2 separate regions of the Homo sapiens genome follow, and region 2 is linked to region 1. Evidence: chromatin loops called from intact Hi-C (ENCODE). Cell type or tissue: Calu3. All regions are shown on one strand. Links, peaks and the distances in the headings refer to the core of each region. The heading gives the core; the rest is flanking DNA.

What was found. Hi-C counts contacts between places; a loop is a spot of excess contacts. Peaks named below come from ENCODE experiments on the same cell type or tissue, not always from the same donor. Only the 100,000 strongest peaks of a DNase experiment are listed, where the experiment ranks them.
Region 2: a loop joins it to region 1, with 2.5 times the contacts of the local background. A loop is called at or near these places in 2 of 110 quality-filtered maps.

The regions. Positions count from the first base shown.
Region 1 is chr5:109,309,211-109,315,652 of GRCh38, reverse strand. The region is part of intron 3 of LOC285638 (a long non-coding RNA gene); the gene reads left to right. Among named protein-coding and RNA genes, the nearest start is that of PJA2, 98 kb to the left of the region's middle. In Calu3, for the core only: no CTCF peak of the experiment used is centred there; DNase peaks (open chromatin) are centred at 2,402 and 2,712.
Region 2 is chr5:108,651,256-108,657,697 of GRCh38, reverse strand. No RefSeq gene overlaps it. Among named protein-coding and RNA genes, the nearest start is that of LINC01023, 74 kb to the left of the region's middle. In Calu3, for the core only: no CTCF peak of the experiment used is centred there; no DNase peak of the experiment used is centred there.

The sequences.
Region 1 (6,442 bases), core at 534-5,533:
AAAGAGCCTTGAAAGTGGAGCTGGTCCATCAAAACAATTTATTTCTTCTATTTGCTATTACAAGAATATCACATTGAGGTTTTCTTAGTTTACTGTTTAGTCTTTAATAAAGTTACAGCTATGATGATGCCAAGGTTTGGAATAATTGTATAAGAGGCCAAGTTACTGTTCTCAGAAAGCCGACTCACTCTACCCATATTAAATAGTACATGCTATTTTTGTTTTCCTAGCCTGATGAGTACAATGATATTTTAGTCATCATTACTTATATAGGATAGTAGTTAGTGATGTTTTAAGTCCTTAAAAATAGATTCAGCTGAGTGCCCAGTATTTCTAATGATTTGCAATTGTATATACATCATTAAGTATTCCATACAGCATCCTGACTCCCCTGAAACCATAAACTCAAAAAATCTTTTTTCTTTTTTCTTTTCTATTTTTTCTTTCTGTTTTTTCTTTTCTGTTTTTTTTTTCTATTTTTTCCTTTTCCATTTTTTCCTCTTCCATTTTTTCCTTTTCCATTTTTTTCTTTTCTTTTTTTCTTTTTGATACAGAGTATTGCTCTTGTTGCCCAGGCTGTAGTACAATGGCGCCATCTCGGCTCACAGCAACCTCCACCTCCCGGGTTCAAGCGATTCTCCTGCCTCAGCCTCCCAAGTAGCTGGGATTACAGGCATGTGCCGCCACACCCAGCTAATTTTGTATTTTTAGTAGAGACAGGATTTCTCCCTGTTGGTCGGGCTGCTCTCAAACTCCCAACCTCAGGTGATCCACCTGCCTCAGCCTCCCAAAGTGCTGGGACTTTGGGAGCCACTGCACCCAGCCTCTGTATTTCTGTAAAATAAGTTTCAAGGAGTTTCTGGAGAGTAGATTGTGTGTTAGAATAGATGGATTACCTACCTACGTTTCAACACTGACGACAGGTAACAGTTCAAAGACTTCCCCCTGCACCGCCCACCCCCCGCTGCACCCCGCATTTAATCTAATCTTCTACTTTTATTCCCCACTGAGAATTCAATCAGAAACCAGAGAATGTGAGTGCTGGGAGCAACTTTAGGAACCATGTGAAAGACCTTAGATTCGAGGTTTGGACTCTTGAATTGAAGGAAATGTATGAGCACACGTCCTCAGAACATGTCCATTAAAGCATTTATACAGAACCCCTTGGATCCCACAAAAATCTGGTTTTCTTGGGCTTGGAGGACAAAGTGACTTGTTCAAGACCAGAGTGCAAGCTGGAGTTAGGACTCAAGCCTAAAGTATAGGGTGTCCTCGATAAGTCCAGAGTTCATTACTTACAGCCTTGCTGCTGTTGCTCGTTGACATGAGGGACTTGAAAGATATTATCTAATAGACCGAACAGTCATGAAATTATTCCCTGTTCAAATATTCTCCATTTCGTGTTGATTCCCACCAATCATATCAGTGTCTTTATTTAGGTTCCAGTATGATTCGTGGTCTGGAATATTCAACAATGCACTGTTAACACAATGTCAATTGATCTGCAAAATAAAAATGTAAATCTTGTGAAATATTCAGGATTTCATAGAAGTAATGTCTGATGGAAGTGAATGGAACTGCTCAAAATTGCACATGCTGAGGCTTTCAAAAGTGAGGCTAAGTCATCCTCTTTGTGGTCATGTTGCAAAAAATCAAGCATTAAGTAAAATATGGTATATGCTGAACTACAATTTTGTTGGAAAGTTATACAAAAATGTAGTTTTTTAGTTCTATCAAACCTTTGTTTTCATCACGTACTATGAAATTCTGGTTGCTATTGTGAGTGAATTCACCTTAAGTAGCTTTTATTCTTTTACCCATTCTTAGATAATGAATATTTCCTGTGTTTCATTCCAACTTCAAGAAGCAGACCTTTTTATGTGTTGATCTTTAGCTACATCTTTCTTACTCCAAAGTTCCTTGAGAACTCATTTTACAAATCTCCAGGATTTTTTATCAGGTTCTTAGATATGGAGTGGTGGTGATGACCCCTGGGAAATAAAATTGTTGTGCTACAAATTGAGTACATTTTGATTAACTCAGAACATTTCTGAAATTCCATGTGCAGTGTCACTCAGTATTCTGAAAAGTGTCATTGAAACCAAAGGGCATAGACGGGAAATAGATGAATTCTAGGTTACTTATTAAATGTGTCTTACAGATTTTTATAAAGTCTTATGTAGTTTGGATAATTTGTGACTATGCATGCTTCTGTTTCTAGATATTTTAATCATTAATTTACAGTATAAAACAAAGACATGCTGTTTGATAATCTAAGAACAGATAACAAAATTACCTTTATAACTAGATTGTTTGGGTTTACCCAGCAGAATGGAATTTCCACTAATTTGAACCAGGAAATAACTAGCAATTTCTCACTGGGACTTCACAATGGCAATCAAATCCACAGACTTGAATTAAGGCATGTCAGGCATCTCTCTTGCTTAGCTGTTCAACATTTCCAAAGTGTTTTTGCCCCAAAACATTTAAGCCTGAGTGTCAGCGGTAACATAGGCCTATCGGTAGGGTACATTATAATTTATTTAAACTGGTGCAGTTTTGAGAGGGGCATTCTTAATTACACTGTGACAACAGCTGTAAACAAGGACTGTCCCAGCAAACAAGAACTTGTGACTACTCTACCTACTGATGACCTGTTTGTTGCTCAGCAACCAGAGAACCTGACTCTCATTATTTACAAAGCCCCCAATGTACACTCAACCCCATCTGCTTGAGACCCGAGTCCTACCTTATTTGGGTATACAGCCTTTGAAGGCAGTCTCCCCAGGAGCCCAGTATACAGAAGGAGGCAAGCTATGCTGTCAAAGGGTCAGACAGCGTCCCAGCCCTCTGGGCTCTCACCTCTGCTTACTTCCTTGTCCATTTTGATTGAAACACTTCTAAGAGTGTTTTAATCACTCTTAAACTTCTAAGAGATCAAGGCTGAATGATGTAGCAGGATTAAAATTGGCTAATCTCATCTGAGCACAGAACATGAAGTGGTATCTGTGTGTGAAATGATGAAATGGGGAACTAAAGTGGAATATTATGATTTCTGCTATTTCACTAATGGTGAAAACCATTTCATTAAGGCTGGCCAATGGTGAACTTCTTTGAGCCCCTGTTTCTCCTATGTAAAATGGTTACGGTGATAACCTGTATCATCTGATGGCTTGTGACAAGGTCTCAGACTGCTCATTGCCCCCTACATCTACTCTCCTCTTCCTTCTCGTAACAAAACTCGCCAAGTTTTAATTGGGCATACATTCCCCAAACTAGCTTCTCCTATATCTCTTGTGAAGGCGGTGTGTGCAACTTCCCCATCATGTCTTCCTAAGGAAGCTTTGGGCTGTCCACTCCCTCTTTCCCCCTTTCAACTGGCTAGGAAATGCCAACAACTGGGACAGCCAACTTGGATCCAGGGATGGACATCACTTTCTGACTGACAGACACTGAATTCTGTAATAACATGTGAGAGAAAAATGTTTATTTAAGCTACTGTACTTGTGGGGGTTGGGAGCTTCCCAATCACAGCCATAAAACATATAAGCAGCAATAGTGGATTTGTAAAGCCAATGACTTAGCTTCAAGAGGTGTATGTTATAGTCCTGTTGCTTGCATATCCTTGGACATCTTTAAGTTCTGGGATACATGTGCAGAACGTGCAGGTTTGTTACGTAGGTATACATATGCCATGGTGGTGTGCTGCACCTATCAATACATCACGTAGGTTTTAAGCCCCGAATGCATTAGATACTTGTCCTAATGCTCTCCCTCCCCTTGCCCCTTGCCCTACCCCCTCACGCCCCCCGCCAGGCCCTGGTGTGTGATGTTCCCTTCCCTGTGTCCACATATTCTCATTGTTCAAATCCCACTTATGAGTGTGAACATGTGGTGTTTGGTTTTATGTTCCTGTGTTAGTTTGCTGAGAATGATGGTTTGCAGCTTTGTGGTGATTCCTCAAGGATCCAGAACTAGAAATACCATTTGACCCAGCAATCCCATTACTGGGTATATACGAAAGAATTATAAATCTTTCTATAAAGACACATCCACACATAGGTTTATTGCAGCACTATTTACAATAGCAAAGACTTGGAGCCAACACAAATGCCCATCCTTGGACATCTTTAAACTTCACGTTGCTCATCTTCAAATATAAGTACAAATAACACTTGACACATGGGCAAGTATAAAATAATGAATATACCCTACTGTTACTACTTTTCAGAGCCAGGTTTCATCTCCATGAATTCATTCATTTGGAAAACATTTAAGGATCCAGATACTACTTGAGGCACAGTTATCTAGCATTGCCTAAGATAGCAAAAGTTTCCAGCCCTCATGTGGACAGAGTAAACCAATAACAAATATCAGACAGTGATGAATCTTACAGTGACAATAAGACAAGGTGGTGATTCAGAGATTGAATGGGGAACCATGATGGGGCATGATCAGAAAAAGGACTCGGACATTTCTGTTGAGTGAATAACAGGAACCAATCCGTAAAGATCTACAGGGAGAAGATTCCAGATGGAATACCTAGGGCAAAGAACCTATGGGGGAAAGAATGTAACTTGTCAAAGAAAAAGCCAGTGTGGCTGGGGCTGAGTGAGAACATGGTGGATAGTAGAAAATCTTATCAGAGGAAGAAGGAGGCCATTGTCTGTCTACACAGTTCATGGATTCAGGGCAAATGAGAAATCATTAGGGGACTTTAAACAGAGATAATACAGAGACAGCAGCCCATGCAGACTTCCTCAGATGTGAATACTACATACACCTAAGTGCAGGCAGCTCATGTGGAAACCAATTTTATAAGTCAGACAGCTTCTTAAAATGGGGACCAGGTTCTAGGTGCCAGGCATCTGAGAGCACATGAGGATATCGGAAAAATGTTTCAACCCAGGGCTGATACTGTTGCTAATTGTCCTTTATCCTTAAGGAGGTTAGTAGCTTGGAATTTGATGTCAGAAACAACTGGCTTTGAATCCAAGCTGCTGTACCACTAGATGTGACCTTAGATAAAACACCCTGCCTCTGAGAGTTTCACTTGTCCTCATCCATAAAATGTGGGAAATAACATCCATCAAAGCAGTGCTGTAAGGCCTTGACAAAAGATTATGGTAAATCGCCTGGCACATTGTAAATACTCAGTAAAAAGGTATATGTAGTTAAAGTTTTTCTACAGTCTTAGAACTCATTAAAAAATCATGAGGCCAGTCCCTCACTCCACAGAAGTGCTGAGGCAGGAACTGAAGAGTTCAGGACTCTCCTGCCACCCCGCCTGGGACCTGTTAAAATCCTCTTACGCTCCCACCTGCACCCACCTTCCTCCAGAGCCCACACTGCCTTCTCCCGCCTGCGAACTCCTGTCCCACCGATGAGCTCTGCAGTGCTCTGCCTGGCAGCTTAGCGCTTATTTTGGCATTCTGTGTGGGGATCCCTAGTCTTCCCAATCAATTAAGGGCACCCTGAAAGAAGGGACCATTTACCATGCTTCACCTGTGTCTTCCAAGGTGCTTTCACTTATAGAAGGTGTTTAGCAAGTAACATGTCTGAACGAAGGAATGAACACAGATGAATGGGAGCATTCAGTGGATCACCCCTGTCTCCCTCCATCCTTGTCACTTGCTGCATATCTTCCACTTGCCTTGGGATCCTGTGGCCAACCTGCTCTGTGCCCCTGGAGGCTACCTCAGCGGGCTCCCTTGCCTTCTGGCTTCTGATGGGGTTTGGCTGACAGGAGCTGCTGGCAGGAGACTGGAGAGTGGGCAGAGGGCGAGCTCTGGGCTAGGCCAGCTCCACTTGCAGCTGTTCTTCCTGGGATGGTGTAACTGTTCCATCCCCCCTCTGACCAAGAGTAGTGACTCCCTGCTGTTGCTAGCCCTGGAAATTTCCTTCTAGTTCCTAACACCGTGCCCACATCACTGTGAGTAGTTTTTAAAACTCTTCAAATTACCCAGCTTAGCTCTGCCATCTTTTCCCCCCCGCCAAAGAAAATGATACATCCCACACATTATGTCAGGCAAATATACCACACCAGGTAGAACTAAATGTACTCTAGTCTAGAGGAGGATTTGGACTTTTATTCTAGGAGAACAGATGCCACTGCTTCCCTTGGTAAACCAAGGGACACCCACCAGGTGTCTGTGAGCCTGCTATGACTGAGACAAACAAATTCAGATGAAGCTGTTCATTGTCTTGAACTGAGTTGTTCGTGGGAATTGCAGAACTTAGCAGACATGAACCATTGCTGACAGTTAAATGGTTTTTACAAGAATAAAATAAGTCACTTCATGGAATAAACTAAAAATACTCTTGAAAGCGTATATTGTGCGTGAGTTTTTCTACTCCAAGTTGCCAGGCTGTGGGTGTTAAACACTTTAGAAGATTTGGTCTGTCATGTTTAGACAGTGGGTGGCAAAAAATTCTAAGTTAA
Region 2 (6,442 bases), core at 704-5,703, 660 kb after region 1:
TTCATCCCAGTTTGTCTGGCAATGATCCTTCTTCTTGGCTCTAGGAGTGAACACATGACGAATCCTCCTAGACCCAATAATTGGGTCAGGGACAGGCATAAATTAGTTAAGTCAGATAAATGAATCTCTATTCTGAGGCTTTTGTCTGAGCAGTTGAGAAAGAGCAGCTCATTTTCTGTTGAGGCTGCTAGAAGTCACTATGGTAAAAGACAAAAGTAGCTAGGATTACCAACTATAACACAAAGCCAACAGAAAAAAAAGAGGTAAAGTTTATTGAGCAAAGTGAGACTCCCTGGATCCAGCTATGAGTGAAGCCAGAGCACCTCCTTGACTTTGTGCTTTTTGTTTTTGTTTAGAGACAGGATCCTCGCTATATTGCCCAGGCTAGTCTTGAACTCCTGAGCTCAAAGGATCCTCCCGTCTCAGCCTCCTGAGTAGCTGCGATTACAGTCGCATGCCACCAACCCAGCGTTCTTGACTTTCCAGTTAAATAGGCCAATACCTGCCTTTCTGAGCTTAGTTCGATTTTAGTTATGTTGCAGTCACCTTTAGCCTAAAGAATCCTATAGCTTTCTTCTCTTTTTAAACAGCTCTTTCAATCCCTCTGTCATTTGCTAAACCATTCACTCTTGTCTCCAAGCATAATTATTTTATATATCCGTGCTTTTGCTTGTGTTGTTCTTTCTATCTGGGACACATCTGGGAGATGAAGGCATCTCCATTGGCCCAATCTTCTAAGATCTATTTTGGATGTTACTCTCACATACGATGTCTTTTCTGCCCTTCAGCCACATAAAGTCTTATCCCTATTTGAATCCCCCCATACCCTGCTGAGTCTTCTTCATCATTAAATATTTAACATCTTTCACCAGTGGTCCATATTAGATGCTCAGTAAACTAGTGTGAATTGAATCAGAGAAAAGGAAAATGAAGCTAATGCTTGTTGGATTCAGTCGACTTAAGGTTCTGAGGAAAATAACAGGAAATAGCTGATTATCCTTTCTATATCATACCTAGCTTTCATTTCTTCCAGTAGACAGGTAGACATTTTTACTGCTACTTCTTTAATCACATATGATGCTGTAAACTATAATTTTGCAGAATAAAAGCACTTTCATTTGAACCCATGGAACATAGCAGTAAGTCTGGTTATAGGAAGATATTTTATTTACTTTAACATTGGTTGCTTCTCTTTGTACATAAACTTTATTGTTTTTGTTGCTCTTATTGCTGTTTTGGTGTTGTTTTTTCCAAAGTCAATTTTGTAGATTTGTTTTACTAGCAATTTCAGTATTTCCGAGGCTGCTATATATTGCTTTCTTCTTTGGAATATTGCAAAATTCTTTGAGTCTTGTTCAAGTTTTAATGTGACATTATTTGAAAGGAATGTTTAGTTGTATTCAGTGTTTACGTAACACCTGCCGGTTTATTCTCTGAGTAATTTACAGCTCCTCTAGGGAATAGGAAAGTAACCACAAGGTAATCTGGCAGAAGAGGGGTTCTTTCTATAAATGCCAACCTGAGTGGTTAAACATGAAAAATTCGATCAAACAACTTGAGCTCTTGTCTATGTGATGCCAAAGACACACTTTTTACCCCCGAGTTAAAATAGTTACTTTGATATCACATAAACACAACTCATGGAATCAACATTGAATTTAAAAGGCATTGTAGGACTGAGATCCAGACCCTTTCCCCCTTGCTGCCACAGGCTGCATATACTTGAAGGGCTGCTTTATAGTGCAGCAGAAAAAAAATCTAGGAGTTTATGTTTGTCTTAGTAAGTGGCTTAGAAAAGGAACTAGAGATAGTTTATGCTTTTTCCCATATTCAGCTCAAATACCATTGAGAATTTTTTTTTCCAGATCTGAAGGGTGGGGGAACTTGTAGGTTTGGATTTTATATGTACATGTATGTGAGTTTCTGAATCAAGGTATTTCTGTTTCCACATGCTTTTTTAGCTGGCTTTATAAGTAATACTTACACTGTTTCTACCTGATTTTTCAAGTAATACATATTCACTTACAAAAAAAAAAAAAGACTACAAGCCGGCTACGTTGGCTCATGCCTGTAATCCCAGCACTTTGGGAGGCCAAGGCAGGAGGATTGCTTGAAGCCAGGAGTTTGAGACCAGCCCGGGTAACAAAGGAAGACCCTACCCCCAACCTGTCTCTACAAAAAAAAAAATTAATTAGTTAAAAATATGCATGTTGTAGCATCTATCAGTACTTCATTTCTTTTAAAAAAGACTACAATAAAATATTATTTTATAGCCACTTTATTAATTAAATTAAGAGATTTGGCATTCCAAGTACTGGAGAGGATATAAATCAACAGCATCTTTTATATGTCAAGAGTTTAATTGGTTTAACTACACTGAAAAATAATTTGGTATTATGTTGAAGAGTTGAGAATTCATAAACCTATGGCACAACAATTGTACTCCTTAGACTATGCCCAAAGGAACACGTACCAGGAATTATATACAAGAATGTTTACAGCAACCCTGTAACAGCAATAAGTAAACCAACCAACCAACAAAAACTGGAAACAATCGAAATGCCCAGCGACTAGGAAATGTATAAATTAACCATTGAATAATTAAGCATCAGTGAAAATGAGTGAGTTATAACTACATGCAACAGGCTGTATTAATCCAAGTAACATACTGCTGAATAAGAAAAGCAAGTCTCAGAAGACTGCATACAACATGATGTCCTTTAGTAAAGTTCAAAAGCAATGTGTACTAAACAACATTTCATTTCAGCATACACACATATAATAAAAAAGAAAAGTAAGAGAATGATAAACCCCAATTTAGGAAAATGATTATTTATGGCAGGAAAGCAAAAGCATGCAATAGGGAAGAGTATATGGGAGGGTTGAATCATTGTTATTGTTCTAATTATTGGATTATGTGGTAATTTGTGGGTGTTTGTTATGTTACCAAGAAATAAAATGAGACCATGCTATGAATGGGCCAAGGATGGTAGCATGCCATTAACCAAGAATGAAGATGAATCCAATTCTGTGTACCTGAAGTCCAGAGTTTAAAAATAAAGGACAGTAATTGTATACAAGCATAATAAGAAAAATCCATATTACCTGAAAGTACTTTTCTCAGTTTTAGGTAAACAGGAACCAGCTTCCTTATCTCTTCTTGGACTGCCATTCTTAGTAGGACTTCCACTCTCAGGAAGGCTAAAGCCAAAGGCGCATGCTGACCGAGGCTATGCTCTTTTAAAAGGATCCTCAAAGTCCCATTTAGCTTCTATGAGGCTTTTTAAAATCTCTGCCTTTATTAATCCTGCTGGTTCCCACCAACTTCTCTCTATTCCCTTCTCTCTTTCACATTGCTTCTGTTTATTATCTCTCATTGCTTCTGATTATTCATGACCTCAGTATCTTACCTTCTCTGTTATTTGGCTTTGTTCCCAAAACAAATGATTCATTCCAATGCCTTACATTGAGAACTCCTTGGGAGAGATCTATTTGGGAAAAGCTCATATATCAACAACCTAAAATGTCTCTAACCAGTAGATCGATTGCCTGCCCTGATTCATTCACTTGGGACCACAGGTAACAGCAAGGCAACTTTTGGGAAAATCTCATTTGAGAAGGGCTGTGGGCATGCTGGACATTCCCAAACGTGGCCCATCCAGGACAAGCCAGCTCATAATGTACAGCAACATAGGCAGGAAGAGCATAAAGTGATTAGGAAGAGGGAGGATTTCTATCTCCTTATGGTTTCAGGGAACATTAGCAACTCATTTTAGACTAATGTGTAAAGGATTCTTGGAGGAGGTTTTTTTGTGTTTTGTTTTTTAAAGGAAAAGGAAGGAATTTCACATTGACTTGGGAAAGCCTTAAACAAAGAATTGAGGAGAAAGGAATGAGCCTGCAATGAACGGAAGTGGGTTGAAATATTAGGATGTCTGACATGGTAAGAGAAGAGAGAAAGAGAGTCTGGTGTAACTGGTAGAGAGAGATTGGTGACAATATTAATCAATCCATTCATTCAACAAACATTTATTTTTGAATAGATACATGTACATGAATTAAAATATGTTAACCACTGATAATAGTGCCAGGTTTTGTTCCAGGTCTTGCTATATACCAGTAAATAAAACCACAAAAATATCTGCCCTGTGGAATTTATATTCTATTATTATTTAAGTTGGGTGCTTAAATAACTTGACTCACTTTATCTTCATGGGAGTACTCTGAAGTAGAGTCATCTATATGAGCTTGCGTGATCTACTCTCTGCCAGGCTCCACTCCAAAAGTTTTACACACTTTACTTCAGATACTCCTTACAACAACTCTATGAGTCAAGGTAATGTTATCACCCTCATTTTAGAGGTGGGAAAACTGAAGCATGTGGATAGGTTAAGTCACACAAGCAATAGGTGATAGAGCTGGGATTTAACTAGTGGATCTAGCTTCAGAGTCTGTGATTCTTGTTACTTTGTGATGCTACTTTTCTGCTGTGCTGTAATATTATTCAAGACACAGAGGTAGGTATCAAAACTCAGGTCTGACTCCACACAGTAGGTATTCTGGCTACAGTCATACACCATAAAATTGAGACTTTGAACTTGATCTATAGAACCATCAGAAGTTGTTAAGGAGTTTCGTGAAGGAGGTACAATGGCCCAAACAGGGAGAAGTAGAAAAAGAGAAAGAATGAAGGTGGTAGATTCAAGTAGGAAGTTGCAGACATCTAGGTGAGGGTGAAGAGTGTACAGATCAATGACTAACATGGGAATAAAGAGGTCAGAATGAATTGAGTCAATATTAGTTGCCAGTCTGCAGGAAAGTATCATCAACATTTGGGAAATGGCCTGATTTCAGATATTCTAAAAGAAGTAGAATGGGTCAGGCGCGGTGGCTCACACCTGTAATCGCAGCACTTTGGGAGGCTGAGGTTGGTGGATCACGAGGTCAGGAGTTTGAGAGCAGCCTGACCGACATGACCCCGTTTCTACTAAAAATACAAAAATTAGCTGGGCGTGGTGGCACACGCTTGTAATCCCAGCTACTTCAGGAGGCTGAGGCAGGAGAATTGCTTGAACCCGGGAGGCAGAGGTTGCGGTGAGACTCGATCCTGCCACTGCACTCCAGCCTGGGTGACAGAGGAAGACTCTGTGTAAAAAAAAAAAAAAAAATAGAATGAGATAAGCACAAGCTTTAATAATATTATATAAATACTGTATTATGAACTTTATGGACATGGCAAACAACACTTAAAAGAGGAAATTATATGAAATAAAAAGTGAATTTATCCTTTCTCTTTCTCCCCCAATACTAGTTTTTTAAAAATACAACTGATGATTATGATCATAACTCTAAATAATCAATTTCTGCATACATCAATTTAACAGTATCTGTTGATGCCTAATAATATGAAATGAGGAAATTAGTACTCCCACACTATTTCTGCACTTCTGCTATCTTCCCAAATTCTTAGTTTTATCATGGCTTTTACACTGTTGTTGACATTTACATTCTACTTTACAACTATAGTTGTCTTTCATGCTTTACATAAAGGACAATTTTTTTCTCAAAAATTAGAAGCCAAAACACAAAATGATAAATATTATGATAATGTTAATATTATTCCCTGTATAATCGACTAATGTGACTGGAACCACAGGAAAGAAATGTAGGTTATGTTATAGACTTGTGCCATTCAAAAAATAAATGTTCAGATACAAGGCATAAGTGGATTTTCTTTTCTTACTCTGTACCAATTATTCAAAATAATAGTATATCTAAGTTTGCTTCACACTCATCCTGTGATTTTCTGGTACAGTTTTCTGTTTTTCCTGACATTTTTAGTTGCCTTCCATCATTCTGGTTCAATGAAGAAATATGACTTTTTCTATCACACCACTAAGATTTCTGGCTTCTTTGTTATTCCTCTTGAAATAGGAGGCTGCTCACATCCAGTTCTGATTTTGTATGATTGCTTTCTAGGATTGCTGCTCAGCTATCTTTCTGATATTACTTTCCTCTTGCATTCTTAGCTTAGTCTGTTCTATTGGATTCCATGTTGCCCTCTTCAGTGAATTCTTACATTTGTTTTTCTGTGGTATATCCTCAAATATTTTTGGAAAAGTAAATGGAAGTAAATTTTTTGAGTCTTTCAGTGCCTAGAAAAGTTTTTATTTTGCTTATACCTTCTTCTTTTAATAAATATTCTAGATGAGTCTAGGTTAAAAATAATTATCCTTCAGAATCTAAATGTATTGTTTCATTGTCTTTTGGTAACCAGTATTGCTGTTGAGGAGTCTGATGCCAATCAAATTTGAATTCCTTTGTAAATGACCATTTTTTCCTCTCTAAACTTTTAGAATATTTTTGAAAAATCATGAGGATGTGACTAAATATGTTTTTCTTTATTAGTCATACTTATAGGTTGTTATGAGAGTGAATGAGA